Regions from separate parts of the Homo sapiens genome. Here region 2 is linked to region 1. A link is a loop called in an ENCODE intact Hi-C map of the cell type or tissue named here. Cell type or tissue: PC-3. All regions are shown on one strand. Each heading gives the region's core, and the rest is flanking DNA. Links, peaks and the distances in the headings are about the cores only.

Region 1 (5,179 bases), core at 659-4,658:
CTCAAAATTTTGTGAGAACAAATGAGGAGATGGCCACCACTTCATTAAGCACACTCCAAAAAGCAACTCCCCCAGCCCACCCTAGCTTACTTGGTAAGAGAGCAAGGGAAATGTAGGGGTGATGCTTAGAGTTTTGCTGGAACGTCAGTTCTTAGCAATTTATGTAGTAAAGTAGCCAATGTCATAAACAGGCACAATCTTCAAACTCAAAAAATGAGGAATGTATCTTCTTTTGATTACAAAGTTAGCATCTAGTCAGAAATCCTGGGCAAACAGGAAAGATACTTTTCACATCATGCTATACTTACCATGTGAATTACATATATGTGTTATTAACTGCATTTTACATATGAGACACAGAACTGAACTGTGATTATTTTAACTAAGGCTAAAGGATAAAAATCACAAATAGGAAAAAATCTTTCAGTGCATTAACAAAACAATGGCTGAATCCACGTACAAAATGAGGAAAAATTATTGCGTCATGTATCTCATAAAGATACTAACCAAATGAGATCATGGATGGCAGTGCTTTGATAATGAGAATAAAGCAAAACAAAACAAGAAAACTAGTTAGTATATACCCAGCATGTGCTTAGACCAAACGTTAAATTTTATCTTCTTACATCACCACCTGTAAGTCTTGGATGAGGAGAAGAGTAGAATATAAAAATACCTTTTAAACTCCTAGATTTCTCAGCATAAGCCTTTGAGCATCTTGGCACAGAATAAAGAATGGAAAACACATCTCTATTCCTCTCACTTTGTCGAAACTTTCTCCATTCTTTTAATCTATAACTTACACACAAAAAAATCTATTGCTAGTAAGCTTTTATAAAGCTTGGAATAAGTGACAGAACCAGAAATAAAAGCCACACTTTCTTGTGGCCAGTTCTAGCTTCCTAAAACACAGTCATGTCAGAGACAGGTGCAAGTTTCTGCTTATCACAAAAAGACGTCATTGCAATTGGTCAATCTCACTTTACTCAAAAAGTATATATATTTTTAAGTAAATTTGATTTCATCAATCAGTCATTTGTTATTTTTAAACAACAACAAAAAAAGAAACTGCTGCTTTGATTAATCTCTAGGGGTAATCTAGAGATATTCTAAGCCCAAATGCTCAGTTTACAAAGCATAACAGAAAACTAAGTCCAGTAGTGTCTTCTACCGCAACATACTGACTCATTATACTCCAAGAATATGATTTTACTTAAAAATGTTTTTCTTTAAACATAAAAAGTGGCTGGGCATGGTGGCTCATACCTATAATCCCACCACTTTGGAATGCTGAGGTAGGAGGATCGCTTGAGCCCAGGAGTTCAAGACTAGCCTGGGCAACATGATGCATCCTCATCGCTACAAAAATTTTTTTAAAATTAGCCAGGCATGGTGGCATACGCCTGTGGTCCCAGCTACTCAGGAGGCTGAGGCAGGAGGACTGCTTGAGCCCAGAAGGTCAAGGCTTCGTAAGCCATGTTTGTACCACCACATTCTGGCCTGGGTGACAGAAAAAGACCTGCCTCAAAAAAAAAAAAAAAAAAGTTTTTGTATGTTGATAGTAACAACATTTAAGTGTAACAACCACACAACATATATTTAGATGGTTTCAACTACTGTTCATTTTGAAACCTGCTTTTGATAACTAGTATTTTTAAGTTAGTCTAAAACCTATTTTGACTGTTTCCAATTTAAGAGGAAACATAGCTGCTGTCTCAATATGTAACTCTTCTTTAACCCCTCATATATTTCAAAGGTTAAATAATGAATTCCAGGGTTTTCAACCATGTTCATCATAAAAACAGAAGTTATCTCTTTAATATTTCTGTAAACATGTATCACTCTGGTTTTCCTCAAAATAGTTTTATTCAGTAAAAAGTAATATGGTATAAAGTCTCTACTTACTAAAAGGCCAGGCTTTTTAGATAGAGACACTCTACACCATGTGTCTGTTTAATATCCTACTACAAACACAAGATTATTTAAAATTAGAAAACACACCTTACAATGACATCCCAATCCCACCCAGGATTGTTTATCGTTAGCCATCAATCTCACTTTTCCCTGACCAAAGTGAATTAGAAGAGTGATAAGTATCTCAATGGAAAGGGAGTAATGTCCAATTAGACATTAAACATGAAACCAAAGAATGTGAAATCTCACTAGTGCCATCTACAGCACCAACGGAGAATACAGATAAGAAGAATTTTAAAAATAATGTTGTGTGTGTATCCAACCCTTTGATTCCCTGCCCAGAACTATGTGTCAAGACAGCTTTCTACCAAATCCTTCACAGAACCTAAAATATATAATTAGGTAATGCCAAAAAAAATCTTCAAAATCAAGAAAACGTGAAGCATAATGCTGATGTTAGTGTATGGATCAAAAGAACAATTTTTCATAAGAGGTAATTAAATGAAAAGCATACAGAATTTATTACAACTAGAAAAAGTAAGATAAATGATCCAGTCAGGGCCAGGCACAGTGGCTCATGCCTATAATCACAGCACTTTGGGAGGCCGAGATGGGTGGATCACTTAAGGTCAGGAGTTCGAGACCAGCTTGACTAACACAGCAAAACCCTGTCTCTACTAAAAATACAAAAATTAGCCAGGTGTGGTGGCATGTGCCTGTAATCCCAGCTACTCAGGAGGCTAAGGCAGGAGAATCACTTGAACCTGGGAGGCAGAGGTTGTAATGAGCCAAGATCGCGTCACTACACTCCAGCCTGGGCGACAGAGCAAAACTCCATCTCAAAGAAAAAAAAAAGATCAAGTCACATGTAGCAAAAATTCAAGAATCTGAGTTCAAATGGATTACAAGGCCTCAAAGCAAACCTTACCTTACATTCGACCACACTCTGATCTGATTCGCAAGTTACATAGATTTCATCTACTGCTCGGCGAAGATTATCAAAAAGAAATGCCCAGTATCGAGCTCTTAGATCAATTTTCCGAGGGTGCCTTGTTTTAGTGGGACTTTTATCAAAGTGTTTATCTCCAGTCGTAGACGATGTTATTTTACAGTCCACTGCAGTACTCTGGTGAAGTAAAATAAAACATGAAAATAAATAAATAAAAGGGCTTCCAGGGACTGGATTTTTTATAAAGATTCAATCAACTACAAATCAAAACTACTCCAGAAATAAAAAGCATCTGTACTGAACATGTATGGACTTTTTTCCTATCATTATTCTCTAAACAATACAGTATAACAACTATTTACATAACATTTACATTGCATTAGGTATTATAAGCAATCTAAAGATTAAAGTATATGGGAGGATATGCATAGGTTATATGCAAATACTACACCATTTTATATAAGGGACTTGAACATCCAAACATTCTGATATCCATGGGAGATTGATATGGTTAGGCTTTCTGTCCCCACCCAAATCTCATCTTGAATTATAATCTCCATAATCCCCACGTGTAAAGGGAGAGACCAGATGGAGGTAACTGAATCATGGGGGCAGTTTCCCCCATGCTGTTCTCATGATAGTAAGTTCTCACAAGATCTGATGGTTTTATAAGGTGATCTTCCTCACTTCGCTGGGCAGTTCTTCCTGCCACCTTGTGAAGAAGGTGCCTTGGTTCCTCTTCGCCTTCTGCCATGATTGTATGAGTTTCCTGAGGCCTCCGCAACCATGCTGAACTGTGAGTCAATTAAACCTCTTTCCTTTTAAATTACCCAGTCTCAGGCAGTTCATTACAGCAGTATGAAAACAGACTAATACAGACATCATGAAACCAATCCCCCATGGATACTGAGGAACAACTGTATATTATAAATCAACTTAACATATCTCTTGACCCTCTTCATACACTTCTTAGAGTATGTATTATTACCTCCACTTTACAGATTAATAAATTGAGGTTCAGAGGCTGAGTTGTTCAAGGTCACATTGCCACAGGAGACCATCTTCTAATTACAGCTCTACAATTACACTGCTGGCTTACCATTAGACTGTTGGCTGAGGTTCAGTGCTGATAGCTCTTTACCAGATATTCCAGACCACCTCATTTCTTTCTATATACCATTCAAAGTTAAAATTAACTTAGGAAGTTTCCTGAATTATACTTCCTTCCCAAAGTTTTTTTCTACATTGATCAGCAAAGGACTAGCAGCTTCCTGTGAATCCAGACGCTAATCTTATGAAATTATCAAAACTACTACCATTCATCCCTACCTGTTTATGAATTTATAACACATCCATAAAATGTGGTATATATGTATAGCATTCATAATCATGAGTAATTAAAATCATAAAGTATATCATTCAAATATTTTACCATCCTTTCTTATAATGTACAACGGGCAATAATGCCTTGGGGTTAAGCTGTTTCTATCATTACGTGTGACTGCTCTATCCAAGGCTTTTATTTACAAAGATTCCAGAAGGGCAGAAAATATATTTTATAAAGGGTTTTTGAAAACATAGTTATCATTTAATCATCACAACAAGCTGTGACAGGACAAATATTACTATTCCTATTTTGTAGATGACAAAACTGAGGCTCAGACTGAATTGCCTGACAAAGTTAAAAGAATGACAGAACTGAAACTAGAACTCAATCTTTCAATTTCTGCTCCAATGTTCACAGAGCGTTTGACATGCATCTAGCAAACAGTAAGTGCCCAAATAATGTAAGGTATGATTATCATAAGAAAGACAAAAAGGAGAAAAAATAAGCTTGTAGAAAAAATGTGCATAAACTAATGGCAATAATTGCCAACTTTGTGAAGAAAGGTAGAAAAGACACATCAAATAACAGAGGCTAGACAGGCACAGTATTATACACATGCAGTCCTAACCACTCAGGAGACTGAGGCAGGAGTATCACTTGAGCCCAGGAGTTTGAGAACAGACCAGGGCAACACAGTGAGACCTTGAAGCTCTCTTTAAAAAAAAAAATCATAGAGGCTGGTTAACTAGTAGAGAGTTTTAAAATATAGGGCTCTACTTACTACTGACAAAAAGAATAGCAGTGGTAATAACAATTGCACCAGCATCTAACATTCATGATATACTTGCTATGTGCCAAGCATTGCACCAAGTGATTTACATATACTTCATTTAATCATTGAAGCAATTTTATATTACCAGTACTAATATTATCTCCATTTTACAGAGGAGGAAACAGGTTTAGCTAAATTAAATTATACCCCCAAGCCT
Region 2 (4,924 bases), core at 280-4,279, 480 kb before region 1:
CTCCTTGGTGAGGGCATTTAGAGAGCGAGATCTCTCCTTTCCTTTTATAAGGCCATCAGTCCTACTGGATTAGGGCACTGCCCTTACAACCTCATTTAATTACCTCCTAAAAGCCCTGTCTCGAAATACAACTACATTGCAGGTTAGGGCTTTAACATATGAATTCTGGGAAAAGAGTTCAGTCCATAGCACAATCCTCATCATTTCTCATCAACCTCAGCCGGAATTATGTTCCATTAGAAAGGCTACCATCTCTAACCAGGTGCACTTCAGAGTCAGTTGAGTGGCTTTCCCTGGGCCAACTGTCTGTCAGTGGCCATAAACCATGAAGCTACAGCTCAAGAGTGCTGGTGTTAGGCAGCCCTGGGCTCTAGGTCTGGCTCTGCCCCCTGATCTGCTATAGTCACTTAACTAATTTGAGCCTTAGAGTCTTTATAAAATGAGGGTAGATGGTAGCCTTCAGGATTTAGATGAGGATCCAATGAGATAGTGTCTGTGACCATAAAGTACAGAACAATGTTAGTTATGAGTGTTTGGTTAGCTGACCAGTTCTGCTGCTCTGAGTCTTCTCCCGCTAGACCTGAAGCCCCCTCCCAGTGTGAGGCTTCCTAAATGCTTTCCATCATCTTGCCCCCCTCCCCATCACCCCAGCCCCATCTCTCCATAAGGACTACTCTTCAGAGCACAGGGTCTGGCAGAGGCAGGCCCCACTGTCTTGCTGGGACTCATCAGCAAGTTTCGTGCCACGTAGGAAGCCATTGCTGAGGTCTCTCCCTGGCCCTGCCTGCACGAGAGAGCTGTGCAAACAGTGATGGGGCTGCCAGCCAGGATCTTGCAGTGGCAGAGTAGGAAATGTATTCTGACAGCTCTGAAAAGAAAATCCAGGAAAAGCATGATCCAAGAAATACAGGTAAGTGGTACAAAGAAACAGTGGCTTAACTTACTGTGCATGTGTGTGTTTTGAAGCTATTGTGTTAGGCTTGTCAACCTGAAAACAGAGCAGGAAGAGCAAAAGCTAATAGGCTGGTGTTGTGGGCTCCTGATTGAGAGCAAGGATGAGCTTCCCTTGAAGCACTTAAGGAAATCCTTAAGCCCAGGAAGTCTTCCCAGGCAGAACAGCCAAAGGCAGCCTTTCTTGTTCAACCCAAAGACATGGCAGCAACTATCACATAACTAAGTATATGTAGCTGAATCCCAAGTTACAGAAGGGCAGGAACTATGTTTTTGGTATTGAATCCTCCATTGCTCTGCTGGGGGCTAGGCACTGAAGGAGGGCCTCAAAGTTACTGGAATGAATGAAATAAAGTGACAGGGGGCCCCTAGTTAACAAACTAATTGGTGCCTTGACTTGGGGTAGAATCATACCACATCTTGTCTCATGAAATACAGATGGCAGATTTTGGATTGAAGGCTTCAATGGTGTCTACATCACCTTAGGTCTGCACATTAAGTCCTTGAAGAATAGATTTTGTGATAAGCTGTCTCTTACCCTAGAAGGAAATTAGGATTACAATCCTCAGGATCCTGGGCACCAACTCAGGGATCCCTGGTCTGGTTATAAGAGTTCTGGAAAAGCCTCCTCCTTTTGCAGGTATGGGCAAAACTGGTGTTTCACTTGGTATGAAGGAATTCAAGGCCTTCTAGGACAATGCTTTGCCAAAACCTCAGTTAACACAGCAGAAAACCTGTTACTGGCAGAGATGGTACTCAGTAGGCTATAAAGCCCCTCTACCTACATTATCCAAGTCTCTAAACTCTGAAATGGGCAGACAGGGATGACTATACTCTTACAATGGGGAAACTAATGCTCAGAAAGTTCAAGAGAGCTTGTCCTGGGTCCTCCAGCTCGTCATTGGTAGAGCTGGGCTTAGCAATCTCTTATTATTCCAAATGCTAGATTCTTCCTCACCTCAAAGGCCCATCTACGGTCACTGGACTCATGAGCCCATTCCTTCCTGGGCAGAAGGGCTGTCTGTCACTAGGCCTGAACTCACTTCCATGACTGGCTGCCAGCCAGCTTCTTGCATGGCTCTGCCAGCCCGGATGAAGATGAGGATGACATACTGCCATTCAAATAAACAAACCAACTGACATAGATTAAACTAACACAAAAGACTTTTTTTCAAAAACCTATACTCTTCTTGGCTTGGTATCAAATAACCAGTTCTTGGTTATGTGCTGGCTGTGCCAAGGGTTTGTCTCAAATTATCAGATGTAAGAACTTGAAAGAGAGGAAGGGTTGGTGATGGGACTAGATTCTCAGGAGTGAACTGTTGGAACACATGACTCTAAATTAGTACTGTCTTAGGATGGCCATTTATTTGGATGCCTTCTGGAGCAGCCTTGACAGGTTTTGAGTGCCTTGCAAAACTGGTCTTATATTTTTGAAAGAAATGCTATTATGTCAAATATATTTGTAATATTAATACTTGGTGTTACCCAAAATTTAAATTAAAAAAAAAAAAAAAGGAAAGTGGAGGTGGGATAGTGAGTGATCACGAATCTGGATTAAAAATGCAAATTCTCCTGGAGAGAGTTTGCAGATTTCACATTTGTAAAATGACAACTGTCAAATTCACTCCATAAAATTCCAAGGAGTGGCTAGGAGGGCCCATGGAGAGTCTATCACGTTGTATAAATGTAAAACAGCCTGATTCCCTCACCCAGAGGGACCTTTCCTCCAACTGTGACCACATGGAATTCAGTCAAGAACGTGAAAAGAAGCAAGCGGGCCTTTCAGCAGAGAGATGAGTCCATTCATCAAATATTTGCTGAGCATCTACTCTAGCCAAGCATGGTGTTAGGCACTGGGAATGGAATACTGAACAAATCAGAGACATTCTTGCCTTCACCGAGTGCCCAGTTTTTCCACAAAATCCACACCAGTTACTTACAAGAAAGTCTTCCAAGCTCCAACTCAATCTACCAAGTCACATTTCAGAAGCAAGTCTAATAAAAGTGGGCTTTCTGGCCTAGAGTAGACTGAAATCAGCAATTAGAAAAGACACTGCTGGTTTAAATAAATTGACAAGAGGAAGAAGCACCAGCTGACATTAGTAAGTGAAGGCGTGAGAATTAAAATTATTTTAAGCAGACATGAGAATTCAAAAAGTTGCCTAGAATCATTTGGTGTAAAAGTATCTCAACCCTTTTCAGTTGGTCTTGAGAGAGCATTACTGTATTGTAGTAAAATATCTTATTAATTATAACCAATTATCCTTACTTAGTATGCTACACTTTAAAAATCTGCTTCCACATACCTAATAATAGTAATGTGCCTTAACATCGTAGTAGGAACTCATTTCTGAAGGCATCAAAAAATACATAATACATTCAGCATAACTGGTTTAAGATGGAAGGAGACATCATAATATTGTAAAAGGGACTGGAAAGTTAATGTTAAACACATTTTTTTTTTTTTTAGAGGGAGTTTCACTGTTTTTGCCCAGGCTGGAGTGCAATGTGCAATCTCTGCTCACTGCAACATCCACCTCCCGGGTTCAAGCGATTCTCCTGCTTCAGCCTCTCGAGTAGCTGGGATTACAGGCACCCACCACCATACCCAGCTAATTTTTGTATTTTTAGTAGAGACGGGGTTTCACCATGTTGGCCAGGCTGGTCTCGAACTCCTGATCTCAGGTGATCCACCCGCCTCGGCCTCCCAAAGTGCTGAGATTACAAGCATGGGCCACCGCGCTCAGCCCACATATTGTTTTTTAAAGGTAAATTTGGTCATCTGAAAAATTCACTTATATGGGAATAGTTTATTCCCTGACCATACCAAACCATGACACTAAATAATAAAAATAAAGTAGAAAAAGGTCTGTAGTAGTTTCTTGCTCCCTCTTTTTTTTTTTTTTCAAGATGGAGTCTTGCTCTGTCGCCCAGGCTGGAGTGCAGTGGTGCCATCTTGGCTCACTGCAACCTCTGCCTGCTGGGTTCAAGCAATTCTCCTGCCTCAGCCTCCCGAGCAGCTGGGATTACAGGCAGGTGCCACCATGCCCGGCTAATTTTTTTATCCTTAGTAGAGATGGGGTTTCACCATGTTGGCCAGGCTGGTCTTGAACTCTTGACCTTGTGATCTACTCACCTCGGCCTCCCAAAGTGCTGGGATTACAGGTGTAAGCCACTGCGCTCAGCCCTTGCTCTCTCTCTTTCTCTCTCTTATATAATCTACATACATAATAGATAAACCCAGGATGTCCTATAGTAAAATTCCCAGCTCTTTAGAACTCACTTATATTCAAGGAAACAGAACAGAAAATGGTCAAGTTCTCTTTTACCTACTTACACTCTGCCTCTTCTGATTTTGCTAAGACCTAAGAGTGATCCTGCATTTTCTCCTTATTTAGGAGAACTCCATCAGTGGTTTTAGAAAGCTCTCCATATTGTGTTATTTTTATTAGTTGTTTTTTACCCCAGAAGGCCGTCTGGCAAGTTTCTAAACACTTATGTCACTGGGACCCCAGCACTGTGCCTGCCACAGACCAGAAGACAGAACCACATACGGCCCTGCTCCAGATACCAGAGCAGTTGTTTAGGCAAAGACAGACTGCTATGAATCCCCAGTTTCAACAGTCTCAAGGCTGTCTGCTCTGTAAGGATAATGGTTAAGCCCCCTATATTCACTGCTGTATTCCTAGTATTTGGCATAGTGTCTAACACAGTGCCTGGAAAACAACAGGTGTTCATTAACTATCTGGGGAATGAATGACTGAGGACCAAATCCTTACTCCAGGGAGCCTGTACCTACCACACCAGAGCTCTGGGCCTACCCATCCCGGGCCTTCAAGGACTCAGATAACACCATCTTTCTATGTGTGAGAACAGTTAGCTGAGTATTTTGGCCAGCACCCTAACTGGTCCAACAGCCTCTTGGCACAGTGCCACAGAGAGGAGGGGTAGGGTAGGGCAGAAGCAGCTT

The links. Hi-C counts contacts between places; a loop is a spot of excess contacts. Peaks named below come from ENCODE experiments on the same cell type or tissue, not always from the same donor. Only the 100,000 strongest peaks of a DNase experiment are listed, where the experiment ranks them.
Region 2: a loop joins it to region 1, with 2.8 times the contacts of the local background. A loop is called at or near these places in 1 of 110 quality-filtered maps.

Annotation. Positions count from the first base shown.
Region 1 is chr15:76,838,892-76,844,070 of GRCh38, forward strand. SCAPER (S-phase cyclin A associated protein in the ER) reads right to left here. Exons shown (of 32, transcript NM_020843.4): 5 at 2,843-3,040. Among named protein-coding and RNA genes, the nearest start is that of SCAPER, 64 kb to the right of the region's middle. In PC-3, for the core only: CTCF peaks have their summits at 2,168 (motif pointing left) and 2,368; no DNase peak of the experiment used is centred there.
Region 2 is chr15:76,358,570-76,363,493 of GRCh38, forward strand. All of the region lies in intron 29 of SCAPER (S-phase cyclin A associated protein in the ER), which reads right to left. Among named protein-coding and RNA genes, the nearest start is that of ISL2, 24 kb to the left of the region's middle. In PC-3, for the core only: no CTCF peak of the experiment used is centred there; a DNase peak (open chromatin) is centred at 2,062.